3 separate regions of the Homo sapiens genome follow, and regions 1 and 2 are each linked to region 3. The links are chromatin loops, found by intact Hi-C in ENCODE. Cell type or tissue: GM12878. All regions are shown on one strand. Each heading gives the region's core, and the rest is flanking DNA. Links, peaks and the distances in the headings are about the cores only. Region 1 overlaps ZNRF2 (zinc and ring finger 2). Region 2 overlaps LOC124901607 (a long non-coding RNA gene). Region 3 overlaps MTURN (maturin, neural progenitor differentiation regulator homolog).

Evidence for each region. Peaks named below come from ENCODE experiments on the same cell type or tissue, not always from the same donor. Only the 100,000 strongest peaks of a DNase experiment are listed, where the experiment ranks them.
Region 1: it touches region 3 in a loop (7-fold over the local background); 19 of 110 quality-filtered maps call a loop at or near these places.
Region 2: it touches region 3 in a loop (2.2-fold over the local background); 17 of 110 quality-filtered maps call a loop at or near these places.

The regions. Positions count from the first base shown.
Region 1 is chr7:30,348,799-30,356,431 of GRCh38, reverse strand. It overlaps ZNRF2 (zinc and ring finger 2), which reads right to left. Exons shown (of 5, transcript NM_147128.4): 3 at 599-704. Among named protein-coding and RNA genes, the nearest start is that of LINC01176, 38 kb to the left of the region's middle. In GM12878, for the core only: a CTCF peak has its summit at 4,043 (motif pointing right); no DNase peak of the experiment used is centred there.
Region 2 is chr7:30,222,081-30,229,713 of GRCh38, reverse strand. It overlaps LOC124901607 (a long non-coding RNA gene), which reads right to left. Exons shown (of 3, transcript XR_007060274.1): 2 at 1,969-2,064. Among named protein-coding and RNA genes, the nearest start is that of ZNRF2, 59 kb to the left of the region's middle. In GM12878, for the core only: no CTCF peak of the experiment used is centred there; DNase peaks (open chromatin) are centred at 3,613 and 4,913; H3K27ac peaks cover 341 bases.
Region 3 is chr7:30,160,521-30,168,153 of GRCh38, reverse strand. It overlaps MTURN (maturin, neural progenitor differentiation regulator homolog), which reads right to left. Exons shown (of 3, transcript NM_152793.3): 3 at 5,392-7,633. It also overlaps the pseudogene RPS27P16. Among named protein-coding and RNA genes, the nearest start is that of MTURN, 29 kb to the right of the region's middle. RefSeq lists a silencer at 4,646-4,705. In GM12878, for the core only: CTCF peaks have their summits at 1,641 and 3,474 (motif pointing left); DNase peaks (open chromatin) are centred at 3,475, 4,567 and 5,425; H3K27ac peaks cover 1,188 bases.

The sequences.
Region 1 (7,633 bases), core at 951-5,950, 190 kb before region 3:
TGGATATATTTTTGTATCCATATTTTGTTTTATTTCCTCTGTTTTCTCTAAGTTTTCCCCCACCTCATCTTAACTTAAGTACTGTATTTTCATCAGGTTGAAAGTTATAGTTTTCTTTTTGTGGTTACCTTAAACTTTTTTTTTTTTAACCCCAAATTTTTCCTGTATCACTCTAAAAGCAAGAAGACCATATGAGAAAGCAGACAGGTTTTGGAGTCAAGCAGATTCCAAATCTACTGGAATCTCAACTCTGCCATTTACTAGCCTTGTAACCTTGGGGCAATTCCATACTGTCCCTTAGCTTATTTTCTCAATTGTAAAATGCAATGGTTACAAGGCTTACATGAGATAATTTATTCAAGAAGCTATGGACAACAGCTGGGTCATAGCAAATGCTTTAAAAATAGTAGCCTTTTGGATACAAACAGATGTGGGTTCAAGTCTTAGTTCAAATAGAGAAAAAAGATCATTAAGTTTTAAGAAGTGTGTGTGAGACAGGGAGGGGGTGGTTTCAACGAAGATTCCTTTTCAGCCCTAATTACAATGTCTGAAACTGTGAGAACAATCTTTTACTCTAATACCAACTTGGTGAACTTACCCTTTATGATATATGCATAGACAAGGCAGTCGTGCTATAGTATCTCCCTGCTGCAATTCTTCAAGGCATATTGCACATTCCCCAGCATCTTTACTCAGTACATCCTCTGAAGAAAGAGAAAATGAATTCAGGACAATAAAATTATCCATCAAATTGAAAAAAGAATTACGTGAATGCTAACTGATAAAAAGTTGTGATTCCACCTTACTTGGCATATCTTTTCGCCAGAAATACATAAAACTCAGCACGTGTATTTGAAATACTATTCATAAATGACTGAATAATGTTTACCTTTACTTCCATTGTCTCACGTTTTCATTTCTATTTTATTGAAGCATTACAGTAAGCAAAAACAGTACAGAATCACCCAAATTGGGCAGATTTTGCTCTATAACTTTATCAATAAGCTAGTTATTTGTACCATGAATTTATTTTCCTTTAGTGTGACCAAGATAGTTCAAAGAATTTTACAGTGTAATGTGGCTAAAAAGACATGAAAATAAAATTATAATTTTAAAAATTATAAAATAATAAAATTGGGTAAGTTCAAGAAATCACCCCAAATGTGGGACTTTTAAAAAGTTGCTTAACTCAAGAAAATGCAAAGGAATATCAAAACTTTTGTATAGATTCTGAAAGAGACTTTTGGAAATCTGAGGATTTCAGAACTGGATGCAGCAATTCTTCATAATCTTTTTCCATGACAATGGCAAGCCTACTCCAGGCATTAATTAGAGTGGCTTCCAAAAGGATCTGCAGGGTATTTAAAAACAAACAAACAAAAAACTCTATGGTGTGCTTAAAATCTTCAAGGGTAAATCTCTTTATAATGCAAATGTTCCTTTTGAAAAAATGTTAAGGTTCTCTCAATCCATGTTTTATACTGAAAATTTAAATTATATTCTAATGCTAAATTTTAATTTTTAAAAGCAGTTTGCTTAAAATAGAGTATGTAAGCCAGATTTACTTTGTGACTGTTTTTTAAATGCAGAATAAAACATGCCATTACTGAAGAACATGGACAAACTGCTCCAGAGTATATGTTCTTCGTTTACAGAATGGAAAGCTAAAGCAGGAACATGCAATATGAATTTATATTATAAATAAACAAATTACTGCTTTTCAAAATAAAAAATCAAATATGCTAAACGGTAAAGACTGCATCAATCTCTACGTAAATTCTGAAAGAAACAGAAAGGCAGGGACATTTTCTAAAGTTAAGTATTTGTTTGATATGCCCATTCCTCCTATAAAAACCAACCAACAAATTTGATTGTGTACATTATCTGTAAGAGTACCCTGCAGAAAAATTCATTCTATAAGAAGTGGTTCTTCCCTTTAATTATTCATTTGAGACTGCACATTAAGAAGGAACACAGACTCTATTTGGTCTACATAAGAGAAGATACCAGGAGATGATTTACTCAGAATGCTGGAGGAGGTAACAGGGCACCTTCTGCAGAATAAGCAAAGGCCTCAGCAAGAAGGGTTTATATCAGCTGAATGGACTGAATACGTTAGGAGTGATTTGAGCTAACTACTGGGCAGCTCACAAGCTAATATATTACAGTCAGAAACTTAAGCAGGTAAAGATTTCTGGACAAGCAAAGCTGGATAAACGGAAAATGTTATTACCACTTCCCTGAAGTGCCCTCCCTTTCCCCATTTTTTTTTCTCTTGGCCCTAGAGATCCTACCCACTACTCCTACCCCATCCTGCACCCCATGCCTTTTCTCATTCTCTTGATCTCCATTTTTCTCTTATTGTTCTAGTATCTTTCAATAGGAGATTCAGATAGGGAACAAGTTTAACGTGAAGCATCTAACTGATAGCAGTGAGAACAAAAAGAAAAAGGATCTAAAGGAGACACTAAAAAAACCTGGTAAAGGTCTATAATTCCAAGTAATATGGTATATTCTCACCACTTACGTATTTTTTCATCACAAAGGTATACCATTCTTATCAAAGAATTATGTGAGTGTAAGTTTCACAACCACCTTCAAAAAGTTAACCACCACTTTTTATCAAACCTAAAACATCAATGGTCATAATATGCACCATTAGCTTTATATACCACCAAGTAAAAAAAAAATGCTTCCACCAAACTATGATGCAACATCGATTTTAGACGCATCTCATTTTCAGAGCTCTTCAAAGTCTTTGAGATGAGAATATTTTAAAAGGTCTACATTTTATCCTATTTATAAGAAAATTTATAGTACAACAAAGACAAATCCAACCTGCCTATAATTAACAGAATGATACATATTTTAAGAACACAATGCTATTTTAAAATTGACAGGGGCGAGACTTATCCCTCAGATGCTTTGCAGGTACTAAGTTTAAACAATCTTTTTAGTGTAATTCAGAATGCTGGGTTAAAGTCATTTAAAAAATAAGCTCCCTTAAACCCTAGCAATAAAAAATAATCAGAACTGTACTTCAGAATTGTATTTTCTGTTCAAGAAAAGTATACCTGTATACAAAAACATCCCGAACACACTGATTTCAGTGCAGAAACAGCCTAATATCCACTAAAAATAGCTTCTAGTGACATAATCTCTGCTCAGAAAATTAAAAGCTAATGTTAACATATTGTAGCCACTGATCAGTTGCATTTTGATAAGCAACTCTGAGTTAGAAGATAGTTCACTCTGACTTCAAAACCTCATGATTACAGCTTCACATAGCAAATGCTTAATTTTCACATTTTAAAGTCTTGTTTCCACTAGAATGTGTCTTTGTATGTTTAAAAATATTTTCAGTTTTGAAAATTCACTGTGGAATGTGATTAATTTTTGCCTACCTGGGGGTTTGCTAGAGTAGTCCCCTCTCTCACCCCTATAATGACACTTTCATTCAGAGGAAAGTTTTGAGCTTTTGCCTTCACATAGGTAACTACATTTCACAATTGTGAAAGACTTGTTAGTAATGTGATACATTCATACTTAAAAACAGGACCTGGAAATACCACTAAACCCAGGATACTAAAGCATCTTCAAGACAGTTGGGAAAAGATTAAAAATCTAAAGATCAGTTGAAAACATTTATGAAGATAACACCCACAGGGATTAAGGAGTCAACACTTCAGAACTGGAATATCTTGGGGTAGACTACTAACTAGCCAAAACTCATTAAAGAAGCAGAGAAGGGAACACTCACAGATTTAACTACCATAGTTGGCTAGTCTGGATTCCTCCTCCACAAGCTATGATCAATGGAGACACAAGAGATTGTCAACAGGGAACTAAACATGTTGCTTTTTAAAAAGTGTTATTGCTCATACCTCAACATCTAGAGTAGTAAAAGTTAAATGAGCGCATTGCTTATCAGTTTAATGCCTTGTCTTATTCATGTAATCTATGCATTAATTTAGATGTACTGATTACAGGAAAAGAAAAGTTAAAAGACTGGAAAAGAGCAATGATTACGATTTTTAACCAGAAGTGGGCACTAGAATCACTTCAATGGGTGCATTTTCAACATATACCAAAAAATTATATGTACCTGAGTCCCACCCCTGGAGATTCTGAAATATATGCCTGCCTCACAAATGCGACTGCTATCAAAGAATAGCTTGTTTAAGTAGAAAGAGCCTAAGATTTAAAGTTGAAAACTTAATATGAATTTCCATTCTCACGAACAAAAATGTTCGTCAACCTCAAGTTTCCTTTTATTCTTCTGTTAAAAGTACTCAAAATATTAGAGATGAAATTTTAAAGAATTGTGTGAAAAAACTTTATAAGTTATAAAAAAACACTATACAAAATGTTAGTTATTATCAGATAGTACTTCATGCACCTCTCCAAAAACAAAGTCAGTCATCTTCCTATTTCTTTTTCTCTCCATCTTGGTATTCCACTTGTTTCAAACCTGAACAATGTCATCAAATAACTCCATGAAGACCAGGAACTTAGGCGCCTATTATAACTGCCAGGCTGGGAACAACTCCAAGCATATGACACTGTCTAATTAATTTATGTTTTGGCTTCATTCTATATTTTAAAAGGATTAAAAACGTGTACTTTTTAATGTGCTTTTGACATATTTAAGTCACATGTTAATCCTATGAAGTAACTATTGTTACCTTCATTTTACACATAAGGAAACTGAGGCTCAAAGAAGTAAAGTAACTTACCAGAAGTTACTAAACTACTAAGTCCTGAGGTCAGGATTCAAATTTAGACTAAGTCCTTGGCATTTTTCCTACTTCATGAATTCTGCTACAAGAAACAATTTCACTTTAAAGCAACGTAAATACCAAAGCAACTGGACTGTTTTAAACAACTAAGTTTTAAATACTCAAGCTACATATTTAGAGGAAGTACTCTCAAGACTGGTCACACGCTTTATCTTCTGGATAAAATAACTGAAACGACCTTACAATTAACTGCTTACACAATTTAAAACAGCTCTGTCCAATAGAACTATGGACGGTGATGAAAAAACATCTTTTATCTGTGCTGTCCACAATGGTAACCACTAGCCACATATGGCCTGAAAACAGCACTTGAAATGTGGCCTGTGCAACTGAGAAACTGAATTTTTAATTTAATTTTGGTAAAATATGAAACCTTAAAATATATAATAGGTAATGAATATACATTTATAAACTAGTTACAAACTTCTGTTACTTGATATTTCACTTACAGCTTCTCAAGCTCTTAAAATTTGCATTGTCCAAAGAAATTACTTAAAATTCAAGCAGCCAAATATGCAAAATTAAAATACTTAGCAGGTCCAAGCACATATCCATATAGTTATTGCAGATCAAGACGACATGGAAAAAAAAAAAAGCAAACAGCCAAAATTCTTTAAAAAAAAAAACAAAAAACCAAACCAACAAATAAGACTGAATTTGTTAGGCAGCCAAGGAAACTTCATGCGAAAATTTCATAATCATCACAACTTTATTTTCAGATCAAGCATCCAAACAGGTATATGATCTTTTCAGCAAAATACAACGCCAAGCGCTATTATGGATCAGGCATTTTACCTGAAGACTTATTTTTTGTTCTTGAACCCTCAATGATAGCAGTAGAAAACAAAAGCAGCTGAAATGTGAAATAATCCCTAGAAAAATCAAGAATTAAAAAAATTTACAACATTAGTGAAAAGCAATTACTCAAAGAACAAAAAGTTGGGGCTCACAAGTTTTAATAATAAATACTTTCAGATATTAAGTTATCTCTTATACGTATAAAAGAACGTAACATTAACTAATTCTTTCAATTACAGATCCATGAGCTATTACTGTACTCAAATATAAATAGGCTTAGAAATGATATTTAACAAAGGGAAGTTGCCATTTTCACTGTAAGATAAATATATCAGTAAAAATATGGGAATAACGTTTATTAATCTGGGCTTCTCTGCCTAGATGCCACTGAAAATTACTTTTTCAATGCCTCTCTAGTTTAAATGTAACTAAGAATTGATCGTTAAACATGTAGCTACTCTTCATCTGCACTGTTAGAAACTTAATGCAAAATTAAGACTATTCTTTAGGAGGAAATAAAATTTGTTACTCTTTTGATGATGACTTTTTAAAAAAAGTTTATACTCTTGGGAATATTCTGGAAATCGAAATTCGGTGAATTCGCCAAGAAAATGTAACTAAAATAAAATGGAACACAAATCACAAACTCTAAAAGCTACAATATACAAAAGGAGCACTAATTCCACACCTAGACATAGCTTTCTTGGGCCTTTTTGCTCCTAACTTACCTTAAAAAGCTAACTCAGGATTAAGTATTTTATAAGTATTGAGTATTTACCTAACAAGCCACAAGTAGTCACACAAGTTGTCTAGGAAATTATTAGATTACCAAGTTATTTCCCAACCATGAAATCAAACTAAGATAATTTTCCTATGCCCTCTCATTGTCACAAATCAACAATAAACTAAAACTTAAAATCAATTACACTGATTTGTTAAAACCTAAACAAATATTTTCCTAAATGAGTTGTCTACATGAACAAGAAAAAAAATGGAACTATTGAATACAGACCAAAATAGAATAAAGTATACTTTGAAGTAAAATTTCAGGTTCATTTCTATTCAATCACTAGGAGAGAAAAGCACCAGTCCTGAAAACACAACAAAGCTAATATCTTTATCTGATTTTCAAGCTTATTACTGTATACTTTTAAAATTAGACAAATGTTTAAATTTTAATGTATGTAGGCTCATAGTGGCAATAAAAGAGTCCAGCAATCTGGGTAATACGTAGCAATTTTTTTTTTTTTAATTTACAGTTTAGTTTCAAACTCCAACTCTTCCAATTTATTATGGAATATAACAGGATAACAGTACCTACCTCACAGGGTAGTGGTAGAAATAAATAATACCTCTCAAATGCCTAGTGAGATACCTGGAACAGAGCAGGTATGTTCTGAACACTAGCTACGTGATTATTCGCAAGAAGGGAGTCTGAGTTTGTTTTCTGCAATCTTAAGTGGTAATAATGATAAAACCTGCTTGACCTGTCTCTTAGGATCCTTGTGAAGATCTTAGGAGATAATGCAAATGAAGGCAGTCTCATGGAAAAAGAACAGGCTTGAGCTTTGGACAAGTCACAAACCTCTTTGAGCCTCATTTTCATAAAATAAATTGCAAGTGATAATACCTACATCTCACATGGTCTTTAATACGGATGATTAAAAATAAATCTAATGAATGTGAAAATGTGTAAAAGGCACTAAATGTTAGCTGATTGTAAACAAAATTTTACTACAGCAATATTGAAATAAGCTGGAAAATGCCAATTCACACAGCTATGACAACATACAACAATAAATATCAAATGTTACATCAGAACTATCATTACATTTATAAATCTGGATTCGATATCATTTTGTTAGAATGAATTTGAGGAGTAGTATTACAATGTGCATATCTACTACTGTTTTTGTTGAAAGTGAAGTATGTAAGTAAGGCTTTTTCTCTTCTGCTTCTTCTAGAGGCTATGAGATAATTAGCAGGCTGACTATAATCAGTATGCATGGGTCACAAACTCAGATGCCTAAAGATGC
Region 2 (7,633 bases), core at 1,150-6,149, 62 kb before region 3:
ACACCAATCCTGCTGGCACCTTGACCTGGGACTTCCAGCTTTCAGAACCATGAGAAATAAATGTCTATAGTTTATAAATTACCTAGTCTGTGGTATTTTGTTATAGCAGCACAAATGGACTAAAACAGAGGGCAGAGGGAGAGGGAGCTTTCTAAAGCTCAACCCTAAACCCTTTCACTTGCTAGCTGAGGCAAGTTGCTGAAACTGCCTCTGCCTTAAATTCCCCATCTGTGAAATGGGAATAATAGAGATGCTTACCTCATGGGCTGCTATGAGCACTAAATGAGATAATTCATGTAAAGTGTTTAGAACAGTGATAGGTCGTAGAAGCACTCATAAATGATAGCCATGATTGTTCTTAATTTATACCTGTAGAGTCTGAATTCTAGGCAGGTAACCACTTCCCCAGCCACTGCATTCATCCCATTTAAACACCCTTGCCACTATGCAGTTGCCACCAAGCATTGAACAGTTTCCTAGACCAGCGCTGCCCAATAGAAAGTCAATGCAAGTCAATAAGTAATTTTTAATTTTCTTTTTAAAAATAATTTCAACTTTTATCCTAGATCCAGGGTTACATATGCAGGTTTGTTACATGGGTATATTGTATGATGCTGAGGTTTGGGGTACAATGGATGCCATCACCCAAATAGTGAGCATAGTACCCAATAGTTAGTTTTTCAACCCTTGCCCCACTTCCTTCCTCCTACCTCTAGTAGTCTCTATTGTCTATTGTTGCCATCTTTATATCCATAAGTAGCTAATGTGTAGCTCCCACTTACAAGTGAGAACATGTGGTATTTGCTTTTCTGTTCCTGCATTAATTTGCTTAGGATAACGTCAAATTTTCTAGTAGTTACGCTAAAACAAGAAAAGAAGGAACAGGCGAGATTAATTTCATAGTGTATTTTATTTAACTCAGTATGTCTAAGATATTATCATTTTGACATGTAACCAAGATAAAAATTATTATGGATATATCTATGTTTTGGTACAAAAGCTTCCAAATCTGGTGTTTATTTTATGCTTACAGCACATTGCAACTTGGACTAGCCATGTTTCACACACTCAATAGCCACACATGTCCTGTGGCCACCATATTGGCCTGTGCAGCTCTGGATCCTTGCTGCCTATGGTGGCCTGCTAACCAGTTGCATCTGCACCGGCAGGCCAGATCTACCAAGTCAGAAGCTGCATTTCAGCAAGATCCCCAGGCGATACGTGTACACATTAAGGTTTGAACAACACTGGGCTAACACTATCGGCTAAAAGCAAACTTGGAGCTTGTAGAAAGCAAGAAGGAGCTCTCCCCTCTCACCACTCATTCTTTGTGCCTCTTTTGAGACCCCTCCAGAGAGCTTCAAAAATGTAATGCCTAGACCCTACTCCTGAGATTCTGATTTAACTGGTTTAACGAGGGACCTTGGAAATAGGAATCGATTAAGACGTTCCACAGGTGATTCTGACACGTAGCCTGGTGGAGAATCACGGGCTAACCCAACACTAAACACTGTGGCCTCATTCAGCTGCCAAACACACCTGAACTACATCCTTTCAGGCTTTGGAGTAAGTCAGGTTGAGCAACACAGCTCAGTATAAGCAGCTAAATCTCTGTAAAATTGTTCAAATGGTCCCAGTTGTCTCACAAACTCCCAGAAATTAATGCCATATGTGAAAATCGTATCCCTTTGGGAAAATAAGACATTCTTAATGTGGCTGCTGCTGTCCATTACTGGCTGCAGTTTGCTAGCTCAAGTAATTCCCTTTTGGTTACCAAGATATAAGGAAAATATAGAATGTATATATTTATTAAATTATTAATTATCCTACTAAAAGTCCTCATGTTCAACATATTAATATTGTTGGTCATTTCCAGGAAATAGTTAAATTCCACAGACATTTATTGAGTCCCTACTGTGTTCCAGACCTAAAGGGGCTGCAAAGATGTTTCAATAAAACAGATCCTACCTTCAAGGACCTCACCACCTTGTGGGGACCCAGCAAGGGCCTGGGATTCAGGAGAGTCGAGTCTTATCTGTCCTTCAGTTTCTCAATCTGTAAAAACTCAAATAAAATAGAACATGTTTATTACCAGTACTTAGAGCATCTAAAGGATTTCAAGCATCATCACTTTTTAACATTATTGTTGGCATTTTTTAACCTTAAAAAGTAATCTCAATGTATACATTTTCTAAAGTCACTCATTTTCTTCTTGAAAAGAAAGCTTTCTGGATAAGGCATAAATATAACTTTAAGTCATTGTGGGTCCAACTTGATCATTTTCCCCCACTGTTTTGAAATACTATATATTTAATATAATAATGAAATGGTTAGGGACATGCAGTTTTAAATTATGCAAATCACAAATGCTGGAAAGGAAGACATTTTGGTACTCTATTTCTTTCCAGAATTCTTGTGTGTGGGTTGGGTGGGTGTGCACATGGGCACGTGTTTGCATTTTTTCTTGCCTGAAAAGGAACACGAAAAGGCAGAAGAGGAAAGAGAAGGGACAGTTAAAAAGACAGTGACCCTGTCTCAAAACAAACAAACAAAAAAAAACAGTGAGCGAGGCAGCGGGAGGTGTAAGCAGAGAAGAAGGAGAAAACATGGCTTTGAAAGGCTACCTTGAGGGAGAACACAGGACTGGTGAGAGGAGAAAAACCACGGTTGGAGGCCACCTGCCCCACCTGCTGGCAAGGACCTAAGTTTTCCCTGGAAGCGGACTGCGCTGCCCCTGCTGGAAATTGACAGGCCTTCTGCCCAAAGGAAAAAAAAGTCCCATTTTAAGAACAAATCAAGTTGACAACACATTGCCATTCTGTCTTACCGGGTTGAGTCTTAGTGTAGCCACTTTGAGGAGCCATTTAACAGGTATCAGGCTGCCTGCTCATAGCTGAAAAGCCTCCCCAACAGAACATATGGCTCAGAGCTGGCCCCTGCTCCCTTCACACAATTCCTCTCCACCTCGTCCCTCCCTCACCGTGTGTGCAGCCAGGTGACGGGGCTTGGCAGGTGCCTCTCTGGCTCTCACTTGCAATCCTCCATCATGGTACCCTCACATCCTTCTGGGCATGCAGGCAGCAGTTTGGCTCGTGAGATCGTAAATGTCAACCTGCCATCACCTGTCTTTCCTTGCTCATCACCCTGAGGGGCAGAGCTGACCCGAAGCAGACAGCAAGCACCATCGTGGGAGGCAAAATGGATACACCGAGCCAAAGGAGTGTGATTAAAAGGCCTAACTCCCTTCTCTCCCTATTGCTGGCATTGGCCCTGCTAAGCCCATCTCCCAGGAAGATTGCCTTTGTGATTGTGTGTCACCCAGAAAAGAATAATAGCACGTTTCTCCAAGTCCCTTCTTGTGAAAATATAACATGTCAGGAAAGAGGGGGAGAGATGGAGGGGCAGGAGAGAAACTTTGCAGCTGACACCAGCTGTAGCTGTTTCCCCATTTCTGGATGCCTGCATGGTTCTGCTAAATGGTGGGGGAGCAGCTGGGGCAGCCAGGGAGGGAGCTGAGGCCTGGCAGTGATTCAGACACACAGAGCTTGCTGAACCAGTGTGTTTTATAAGAAGGTGGCAGAAAAGGGAAGTGGAAAGGGAATGACTAATAAGGAAGTAATTTTGAAACAGAAACCTGTCTGGATTTGGAAGCCAGAGTGACAGCCCCAGGTGGGAGAAGGAGCAAGCCTGTTATTAGAATTGACGAACACATAAGTGCTGTATCACTCCCCAAGAGCCCTGCCTGTCTCCCTCTCAACTCTCGCACAAGTGGCCCTGTATCAGGAGTGAACCACACAGAAACAAAGTGCTTTAGACAGACGCAGGATTTACACTGCCAGAGCCTCAGCTGAAGAGGCCTGACCCATGTGGAAGGCCTGCAGATAAGAGAATGAGTGCAAAAATAGAAGGATCAAGAGATTAATTATAAAGCAAATATAGCAACAGAGCAGAAAATGCGGACAATTGAAGGGGAAAATCCATGCTATTCCACCTGCCTAATGATGGTATTTTCATTCTGTGAATGCTTTCCTAGCCTTGCCCACATATACACATTTTTACAAAATTTTCAGTGTACCCAGAATTTCATACTTGCTTTTTTCATTTGTCTTTACATCAGAAACATTTCTCCTGCTATTTCACACTGTTCTTATCACTGGTAATTGCTATAAAATATTTTACCTAATGGATATACCACAATTTACTGAAATATTTACTCTGTAAGTAGATTGCACTTTTAAAAAAAAGACGTATTTGAGGTATAATTGATATACAACAAACTGTACAAATTTAAAGTGTATAATTTGATAAGCTTGACATGAGTCAGCCTGTAAAACCATCACTACAATTAAAATAAAAACATATCCCTCACCCCTCCACCAAATTTCCTGCAACCCCTTTGCAACCTCTCTCTCTTCTCTGGGTCATTTCTACTTGTTAGGTTTTTATTTTGGTGGTCTTCCATGCCTCCTTGTATTCATACACTTGTGTAGTCTCCTCTCCCTTGAATCTGGGCTGCCTTGTGATCTATTTTAAATAATGGAATGTGGTGAAAGTGATGCTATGCTAGTTTCAGGCTTAAGCCTTAGAAAAGACTAGCAGTTTATGTGTTTGCACTCTTGAAATGTTTCATCTTGGAATTTAGCTGTCATGCTGGGAGGAAGCTCAAGCAACGACATAGAAAGGACCCCTGGAAGAAAACCAAGACCCCTGGCTGAGAGCCCTAGCTGAGCTCCCAGGCAGCAGCCAGCAGCCACAGCCAGCCATTTGGACATTTCAAGCATACTAGTGCTCCAGCCCACACCACATGAAGAGAACTGCCCAGTCAACCCACAGAGTCCTGAGAAATTATAAATCATCATAGTCTAAGCCACTAAGTTTCTTGAAGTGGTTTGTTACACAATTATGAGTAAGCAAAATAGGCTGAGAACACAAGCGATTTTTGTTAGGATGGAGAGACCCATTCTTGGAGAGTCCCATGAAACAGAAACAGAGAAGTGAAGCAGGATTTTTTTCAACCCCATGTCACTCTCCAGCTCTTGCCTCCTTTACCGCTAAATTTCTTAACAAAGTGCTGATCCTTGCTGTCCATCCTTCCTTGCCTTGAGCCCACTCTTAAAATTGGCCTTCCAATGGTCCTATCACCTTTAAAAATGCTCTTCCTGGAGTCACCAGTGAATTTTTTATTGCTCAACCAAGAGGAAGCTTCAGTCCTCATCTTATCTGACATATCAGCCACATTTCTCTTCCTTCTTTAAATCATCTTCTTCCTACATTCACTGAGTAAGATAGATATTGGTCCATCCACATCTCGGAGACCTAAAGAAATAGTGACTTAAAAGCACAGGATTTTATTGCACTATCATGCAAACATTGAAATTGGTGTGTTGGATCTGCTCTGCAACATTGTCCCAAGCCCAGGTTCTTTCTATCTTGTTGCTCTAACATCCTTAGGTATCCCACCTGTCTGTGTGGTTCAGGATGGTTCTTCCCACAGCCACAATCCACCACTGAAAAAGGGAAAATATATAGGAGAGAGCATATCCTTTCCCTTTAAGAGAATAATCTGTAGTTGCACATGTTGTGTTCAGATCCTGTAGCCGGAACAGTCACATGGTCACATCTAGCTGCAACAGAGGTTGGTAAATGCAGTCTTTAGCTAAGTGAACATGCACGCAGCCAACAATTCTATCACTGTGGAAGAAAGGGAGGATGGATGTTGGGGCAACTGGCAGTCTCTGTCATACTCACCTTTGTGACTCCTTCTCATTCTCCTTTGTAAGCTTCTCTTTTTCTACCCAATCTTGAAATGCTGATATTCCATAGGCCTTAACCCACCTCCCTGCCTTTCTCATTCTACACATACTGTACTCTGTGTAATTTAAACAGCTACAGAATGTTCTCAGTTTGTAACTTCCTATGGCCGTCCTGCCAATCCTCCCCTCCTTTACCCACTACCCTGTGTCATCATCGTGTTTCTAAGGGAAAATAGATTTGTTTTAACATTAGCCACAGCTCATCTATAGAGCTAAGGTGTATGTGTGGGAGGAGAGAGAGGTTAGAAAGGATTTTAAAGTGTTTTTTCAAACTTGGTAGAAATATTTTTTAACATATTTTTTCTTTTTTGGATCCTAGACCACCTTTGTTTTTTAACCTTAGAAAAGTGTAAGAAGATTCTGTGGAGAAAAGCCATATGAAGTCTGAATTCCCTAGGCATGGTTAATAATAGCCAACTTTCATAGACCATACAGCACTTTATAAATCCCTTAATCTCCTGTGATCTACACACCTAATCTGTAAGGAAGCTATTATCCATATGTTACTAATGAGGATGATGGTAATCAGATTGGTGGTCACCTGCCAGAATCACACAGCTAGCGACGCACAGTCAGGACTTGAGCACATGTGTCCCATTGGTCTGCACTGTGTTCCCACCTGGAGGCTTCCAGATGTGGCTGATAGTGTTTCCTAAAGGAATACTTGGGGCTAGATAGGTCCTAAAAGTGTCTGGCTGCCTTAGAGTAGGGGATGCTTATATATTGACAGAGGACAGTTTCAGCTGCAGATCTGTGTGGCAGCAGAGAGCGGAGAAGTTTGGTAGAGGTTATAATTAAAACCCAAGTGCCAGTTCTTGGAGGGATGCACACTCAGATCCTGCTCAGGAAACCGGGGGAGCGGGGCAGCTTCCTTATGACTGTTGCATGCTGATCGTCCTGCCTGAGGCTGGGTTTTGGGCTTTCCCTCCCTTTGCTGGGTGCTGTTAAAAAGGACCAGGTTCCTGCAGGCCTCTCTGTCAGCCTGGCACTGGCTTTACAGTCTCCCAGTGGTGTGATTAATGTCTGGGCTTAGGAGGAAATTTCCTCTGCAGGTTTGAGTTTATGCAGGTGAAGGGAAGGTACAGCTGATCTAAAGCATCTGTAGGCCTCCTGGGGTTCTGGGCATCCCTGGGCCTTTCTCCACCTCCTGTTGGTTGGAGGATGTAGGAGCCGACTGAGTGGAGGTCTGCGGCATGCTGGGCCCAGAGGTAGTCAAGTGTATTCCTCATGATGTGTCCTGAAATGATGTCACCCACGCTCCTGGGGGTGGGAATGAGGTAGGCAAGGCTCAAAACCGTGCTCAGGCACCCCCACTCACCCTCTCCAAGCAGAGTAGTCAAACAACAATCATACCAGAGTTTTTTATCCTTAAAATAGCTGAGGGGCTCAGTTTTTTCAGCAAAAATTGAAAAGTGAAAAACCTTGATTCAAGTGAAAGCCTACTATTGATATTAATTTAATGGATGAGATTTTTTTTGCCTTTACTGGAGTGTAATTACATACAATAAACTGCTTCCTTTTCAAGTGTATGATCTGATGACTTTTCCCAGGCATGCACACTTGTGAAATCACCAGCACAAGCAAGATACAGAACATTTCCATCATCCCCAAAAGCTTCTTCATTCCCCTTTGCAGTACTTTCCACACTCTGCCCCTGCGCCCAACACTGCTGATCTGCTTTTCGTCGCTACAGATTAATGTATATTTTCTAGAATTTATATAAATGGCATCAGAGAGTGTGGACGCCTTTGCTTCTGTCTTCATTCACTTAGCATAATGATTTTTAGGCTATCACTAGTTTATTCCTCTTTATTGCTAGT
Region 3 (7,633 bases), core at 1,586-6,585:
TCAACAAGAGTCATTTTTCAGATGGGGATTTTTCTCTGAGTACAGTTTGAAAACTAAGGCCACTTGGAAATATGAAGGGCATGTTTTGTATTTCCCAGAATGTGTGTATGGGGATGGTATCTCATTCTTCTTCCCTTAGAGTGCTTTCTGTGCTGCTTCCTCCTACAGGAACGTCCTTCTGTGGGTCTTGCTTTTCCTCCTGTGCGCTGGCAGAGAGAGGATGGTGGCGCGGCCAACACACGTTTGTGACTGAAGACCATGGTGATTTTGTAGCATCCTGGGTATTTCACATCCATGAAGTAGGAACGGAGGCTCTGCCCTGGGTGCTGCTGCTTGGGTCTCCTTTTCTGGAGAGGGATGAAGACCTCGGCGAGAGGCATGTTCTTGTGGGGAGGTCATCGCTGCTGGGAAGGAGAGGACATGCTTCTTGTCTAGTAAAGGCCTTGATGACACCCCATATTAAATTCAGGGAATGAACCTCTTTATTACAAAGTGCTCCACATCAGGCAAGGTGGGAGAGGAGAGAAGGGGGGGAGCGTGGGGTCCGGTGGGACAGACAGACCCGGGCCAGCTCTCCCAGATGCATCTGATGAGGTGAAAGCATCCACCCAGAGTGGCATCACCCAGAGTGAGACTTGAGGGGGGACTGTACATTTCATGTCCTTTCCCGTTACTGGATTTACATTTCTGACTTTAGGGAATACTGAAGTAAAATTTTTAAATTCTGACTTTCCAGATCCATTCCAAAGTTGATTCTGCACAACAGTTTGTAGTTTTTTTTAGCCTCTTGTAGCCCCAGGCTCAAAATGCCCCCTAACATTCCTGAGTAGAAGAAACTAAACATCTAAATGACCAAAGTCATGCAGGAAGGCACGCATCAGATCCAGAAACCCAACATGCATTTACACATGACACTGCCTCCTCCTCTTTTCAAACCTGTGCAGCTCTATGCTCCTTATTTTTGTATTTCCAAAGGTTTGTTTTTGACTCACCTTTCCTGCGTTCCTTTCTCTCATCCGTGCATCATTTGGAAAACACAAAAGTGCTGCTCCTGAGGTTTAGCACCTTCTCCCTGTAGCCACTCACCAGCAAGCCCACTCTCCCATGGCAGGACCTGGAGCCTGTCATTCGGGAACCATGTGATAGCACTCAGAATCTTAGAAGCAAGAACAGCAGATTTGGAGTGCCTGCATTTCTTATGGGATACTGATCTGGCCAGCTTTTCTTTCCCATAGGAATGGAGAAAATCGTGGCAGAGATGATCCAAACAACCCGATGAGCTCAAAAGTGAATTGTGTTTGCCTTTGAAATGGGGTCTCAGATTTGCACTTATTCCTTCTGCACAATAGCACGACAGTCATCCAGCAGTGGCGGTGGTATTGAGGGTGTTTGTGCACGCTGCCTCTGCGTGGAGCAGGAAGGCAGGCTAGAAATGTATTTGGATGGCTGAGGGGTAGGGCCACAGACTGGAACCCTTGGTGTGGGATGGTGACTCAATGGCATGTTACCACACATCAGCAGACGAAGAGAGCTTTCTTCTTGCTCCCAGGCCTCCTCTTGACTAGACAATGCATTTCTGCTGCTGGTTGCTTCAAGGTAACTCTGAGTAAAAGCCCTTTCGCTATGAGGAGGGAGACACTTAGAGGAGTCTGTAACACCCTTGTAAAGAGCTCCTCAGGGAACAAGGTCTAGAAAGAAGGGTACAGAATGGAAAGCCAATTGGTTGTTTCCCCAGCCCTGCCCCCATCTGAGGATCCTGTTTTATAAACTTGTCGCCCCGGTTCTTCCAGTCACTTTCAAAAATCTTTGTAAGTACATGGATACCAGAAAAAAAATGTGTCTGCTATTATCCTAAACCACCCTGCGCGGCCAACCTGCCCACAGGCAAGGCAAATAGCTAGGGAAATGCTCTCTTCACTCCATCTGTTCCCAGGCAACCATGGATATTAGCAGCATGCACTGCGTGAAGTATACGGGCAGGCAGGGCCTCTGTGCTGTGGTGTGAAAAAAAATCATAGATTTCAGTAAATGTAAGACCAACACCCACGACATTCATTATTCAGCAGAGTAGTTAAGAGTTCTGAAACCAAACTGCCTGGGTCCAAATCCCAGCTCTGGCACTTACTAGCTGTGTGATCTTGTGAGAGTTACTTAGATTCTCTGTGCCTCAGTTTCCTCATCTGTAAAAAGAGAATATCAACCATAATATCTACCTTGTAGGATTGTTGGAGGGATTAAATGAGTTAAAAGAAACTTAGTACAGTGTGTGGCACTTAGCAAGGACTACATAAAAGTTTGTTACAAAAAAATTTTTATATGTAATAGCACACACAGGTGGGGCATATTTACTCAGCACTGTTGGCTTCATGACAAAACAACTGAAAAGTCATCAGAATCAGACTGTTCCATACTTGCAAAGAATACAGCCCATACTCACGAGGATCCAAACTCAGCATTTTGAAATCTAATAGTACTAGTGAAATCGCTGTTATGCCACTAAGTGCTAAGATGTTAAGACTGGGCTTCCATCGTGCCTGTGACATATTTGTTGTCCTTTCCACCAATGTATCTTCTCAGTGAGTGAAAGAACCTCAGGGTCCAAGGCTCATCTAATCACCCAGCAGAGTAATTGTCAATACTATTTGTGTTATGGGTCAAGCCTTCCTTAGTAGACAGGAACAGTAAACCCTGAACAGAAGGGGCAAGGGAAAGAGAAGGGAGGAAAGCCTTTGTATTGTTTCCCCTTCCTGTTCCTTGTTGGGCCAAAATGAAACCCCGGGGCAACACCAGGAGCCTCTGTGGCCTCCCAAGGCTGCCTGTCGTTTTGGACTTGAATTCCGGTGGTCTATGAAGCCTGTGGCCATCACTGCACAGTGCTCTTGGGTCTTGTACTTCGGGGATCCACAGGTATGTCTGCAAGTTTTTAGGGGCTCCCAACTATCTCAGTTCTGGCCAGACCTCCTGAAGATGCTCAAATCCTCCCCCAGCCCACCCCTGATCTGTGCAGGCTTCAGGGAGCCAGATATGGATTCTAGGTAGAAACCTGTGTTCCCTGATGTTCCACTGGAAGTTGCAGAGTTTAACAGGCTACGGGCTAACAAATATTTTGAAAGGCCTTGGAACACCCAGCATCCTCCCACCTTGCTCCAAGCAAAATGCAATGTGCCTTCCATCTCATCTTCGGCATTTCCCCAGCCCTTCTCAGCATGAGCTAAATGGCACACTTCATCGACCGGTCAATAAGTCATGTTTATCGAACTGACAGTGTGTGACGCAGGGGTGTGGGAGCTGCAAAGATGGGTGAGCAGGGAAAAAAACAACCCAGTCAAATGTTAGGGTTTATGTATAAAGAAGGCGGCTCTTCACTTCTCTTTCCCCAGCCTGGACATTCACCAACCCTCCTTTCCAAAAGCTCCACAAGGAGATGGGCATCATGATCACCCTGAACTCAAAAGCCCTTTCTTTATGTGGTGCTGACCTCTAGAGGCTTCTAATTAAAAAGCATCCGAAAGGGCCAACTTAATTTTACTGCTGGTTTTTACACTGTACATTGTTGCCCTATTTCCCAACAAAATAAGGATAAAATATGTTACTTTAAATGATCCCTAAAAAAATGCCTACCTTGTTCCTTGACTGCCTAATTAAAACTTGCCCAGATCATTACAAATGCCATTGTTTACTCCAAAAAGGAAAAAAGGAGGGTTAGAGATAGGGAAAGTACTTCAGTTTTTTGTTTTTTTTTTTTTTGCCTATTGTGGTCCTAAGAGGAAAGCACAGTGCCAGCTTTTTCAGGATGCATTTCTTGAGTTTCCAAAGGGCCAAGTCTGCTAAACAGAGACAGGAATGTTCATTCACTCTGATTTGGCAGGGCACAGGGCAAAACCACCCTGACACTCAGGTACACGGACAGCAAGTCCACTTTGTCCAGCCCCGGCGTGGCGTCCAAATGCTGGGTGGTGGGTCTGGTTCTGTTTATTTTGTTGTCCTTCAACCCAAACCTGTACACAAAGAACTCTATGACAATGGAGGATCCCACTCGGCCCAACTTCACTATGGAAACGAGGCTCATTTCTAAAGGGAGTGAGACTGTTGATTACATCCCTAAGCTGAACACCCCAATTTTACTTTGTTGTAGTTCTGACTCCTTATTACTTTCACGAAGGGAAGGAAGGTGTGGAAAGGCAGGAGAAAACACGCAGGGACATAAGCATTTGGGCTAACACACAGCCACGATATCAACTGGCGTCTTCAATTCTAAAAGGGATCCTAGGGGAAAGAGCTTCAGAATCCCAGGACAGTTTTGCCAATCCTGGCCGCCCCACCCTGGTTCTGTGAGTGTTTCCATTACAACTGTGCTTCATGTCCTCTCTACCGACTCCTGACTCCCCTAGACAAGTCAGGGCTAGTGCCCAAAGGGAACTCGGGGACAAGTCTCCCACTCTTTATTTTTACAGATGAGGAAACAAAGCCGGAAGTCGGTGGGGTGGGGAGGGGACATGCCTAGGGCCACAGTCAGCCCAGGAGGAGTCTGGGCTAGAACCTCTTGCCCTCAGCCACTGATTTCAGAATGATTACACGGGGGAAATGTGGGTATTTTTAACACCAGTGCCCGCACTTAAAGGGGCCAACCTGCATTTTATAAACTCTATCTGTGAGACGGATACAATAACTGTAACAAAGGAAGTCCATAAGTAAGACTTCGCCTGCCCCCGCTGCTGCACCACGAGCAGGGTTGGGACTGCTGACACAGAGCTCACCACTTGAGTACAATCTCTAACAGCCACATCGAAAACAAAGGACCACACACTATCTAACATACACACAAGCCTTTATGCTGTGCCTGTAAAGCAAAACTCAAATCTAATCGAATCTAATGGGTCTCTCTATGGAGACCCATTCATTTGGAGAAAGAAACTGGCTCTTAATCAAATAACAGAACTTACCATCAACTTCCAGATGAGTTATTTAAATGCCATGTTTGGTGAATAAATAACCGGGAGGAAGGTGGTGGAGACATGGTGTCATGTCATAGAATGACCACAGAATACAGATTTCTAATTAATGCCAAAAAGAATTCCTAAGTAGGCTAGAAAAAATAGGGTTCTCAAACACAAAACTAAAGTATTGGTTCAAAGAAGTAGAAAATTACTAACTACCAGTTATAGCATCACAATAGACATATGAATGCATCACACAGAAATGATTAATCTTTGAACAATGGCAGTGTTTCATGTTACCAGCTCCTCCCTCTCTTCCCCCAGCCTCCTCACAAACAGCAACCACACAGCGAGCTGCCGGTCCTTTACTCTTTGCTCTTCATTTATAAGCCACATTAGGTGTCCTTTGGGACCAAACATTGTGGAGGCAGAAAAAAAGAGGCAAACACCACCAGAGTTTGAAAGGCTCTTTAATAGCAAGCGAATGGTAATTACATGGTCGGATGAGGTCCTCACTCTCAGGGGAGGGAGGAGGGAGCAGAGGTGGACAGGGTGCAGTATAGGATTTACACTGTTTGAAGCATCTAACGAAGGGCAACAGTTTTTGGCAACCCAATTCACAGTTTTGTAATTTACAAGAGATTTCTTTGAAAGGAAATAGGAAGGCAAAGAAAGCACACATACCCTACCGGCAACACTTCTTGCCTAAAAAAAAAAAAAAACAACAACCAAAAAACAAAAACCCAACAACTATTCCTTGCTTTTGCTTCTTGTGTAGATGACTAAATTTTGCTCTCATGCTCAAATTAAGACTGGATCACGGATAGTGAAGATCTGCCCTAGCATTGAAGATTTACTTCCTCCTCTTCAGAGCTGACATTTGTACTGCGCACTACTCTTATCTTTATCTGCCTAGGTGTCAGAAGGGGCTTAGTAAAAAATGAAACTTGAGAAACAAAACAAAACAGAAAAACAGGGAAAGGCAGTTTACAAAGAACAGACTGTCAGCTTTCTGTCTGGTATCAAACAACTTGAATACAGCTCTAAGTAAATTAAAACATTTATTTTTATGTGGCCTGGCATCTACTTTTAATCGCTTGTGCCTATTCAGCCTTATAGTGCTTTAAATGGGGTTTCTAACATGAAATGCTCATGGGTACTATATTTTCGTAATCCAGATTTAAATAAAAATATAAAAGACAACATATTATGTTAAATAATATGTTGTCTTTTATATTTGCCCAGTGAGCAGAAGCTATAGATATTTTACCATGGACACCCATTGCCATGGACACCACAGGCTACCAGCATTCTGGCAGGTTTCAGAATTACTCTCTATAAAATCTAAAAGACTTCAGCTTCTTGTGTCATACCTGTTATCACTAAACTGGGAGAAGTGACTGGGTCTTTATGAAAAAGGATCAGTTTTTAATTCAAAGAAATTTTAGGCTTCTCCGAAGACTGGGTGATCAGCAATGGCATCTCTTTGGAGCTAACACCCACTGCAGGGGAGAGGGGTCTGTGATCGCTTAAGCATTAATTGTGCTCTTTCTACAACCTTGAAGCACAGTGAGGAGGTTGGCCCTGCCCTCTGGCCTGAGGGGGCACTCCTGCTTCCTCCCCGCTGCCAAGGACACCCAAGTTTGCTTTGTGATTTACCTGCCGGGTGCCTGGAGCCCCTCTCAGATCTGCCTGCATTTGGGAAAGACAGGCTTCTCAGGCTGGCAGCTGGTTTTACTGAAGGAAAGAGCCCTACCAGATGAGCAGGGTTCCTGTTGGTCTCCTTGGCTGGGGGGCACTTTTAAAGTGGCAAAGCCATGCCAACACAAGGCATTGCCTCTCAACATACAGTCAGTTCCTTTGAGGAAAGCAGGCCCCCAGTGAGACAGCCGTGAAAATGAAAACAGTTTTCCTGGGGCTCAGGTGGTAACTGTCAGACCCCAACTCTCCCATTCTCCCTTATTCATCTCCTCCCACCCCAAGTTAAGTCCTGCCTATTCCTTCATGCCTCTCTGTAAGAAATCAGATCTGTTCATACCAGTTTCCCAACTTGTGAATTTTAACATGCAAAGCCTATTCCTAAAATATAAATTCCAATGACACTTGGGACCACAGCTCCCCTAGGTCCATGTACATTGTGCTCTTATGAAACAGAAACAATATTCAGAAATATATTGTGCTAGAGACGGTTTCTGTTTATACATGAAAGATGACAGCAACTATAAAGGAGAGAGGTTTTCGTTGAAGTACACTGGAAATCTAATTCTGGCACCAGGACACAAGGAGGATCCCTACATAAGAGACTTTTCCATTGCACCATGTGCTGCTTTGGGCCTGGGAGACAGGAGTGGACACCTGAGTGCAGGTGAATCCACAGTGGTGACAGGCACTACACGGGGCCTCACCTCCCTCCCTGGCTCCGTACTTCACTCTGATTCCTTGACGTCTGCTCGATATGGTGATCAGGCTGCGGAAACCAGGCGGCCATAAGAACAATGTCTCTAGGATTCACTCAAACCCAGGATCACGGTTTTGTAATGTTATCAAGGCATGATTTTGGATTTCAGAGCTGGCCCAGTGAACAACAAGCAATCAAGCATTCCTTTCTCTTTCTTTCTCTCTCTCACATATACACACACACTCTTTCTCTCTCACGTTACTTTCACTGTCACTTTCTCTCTACTGGATAACAGGCC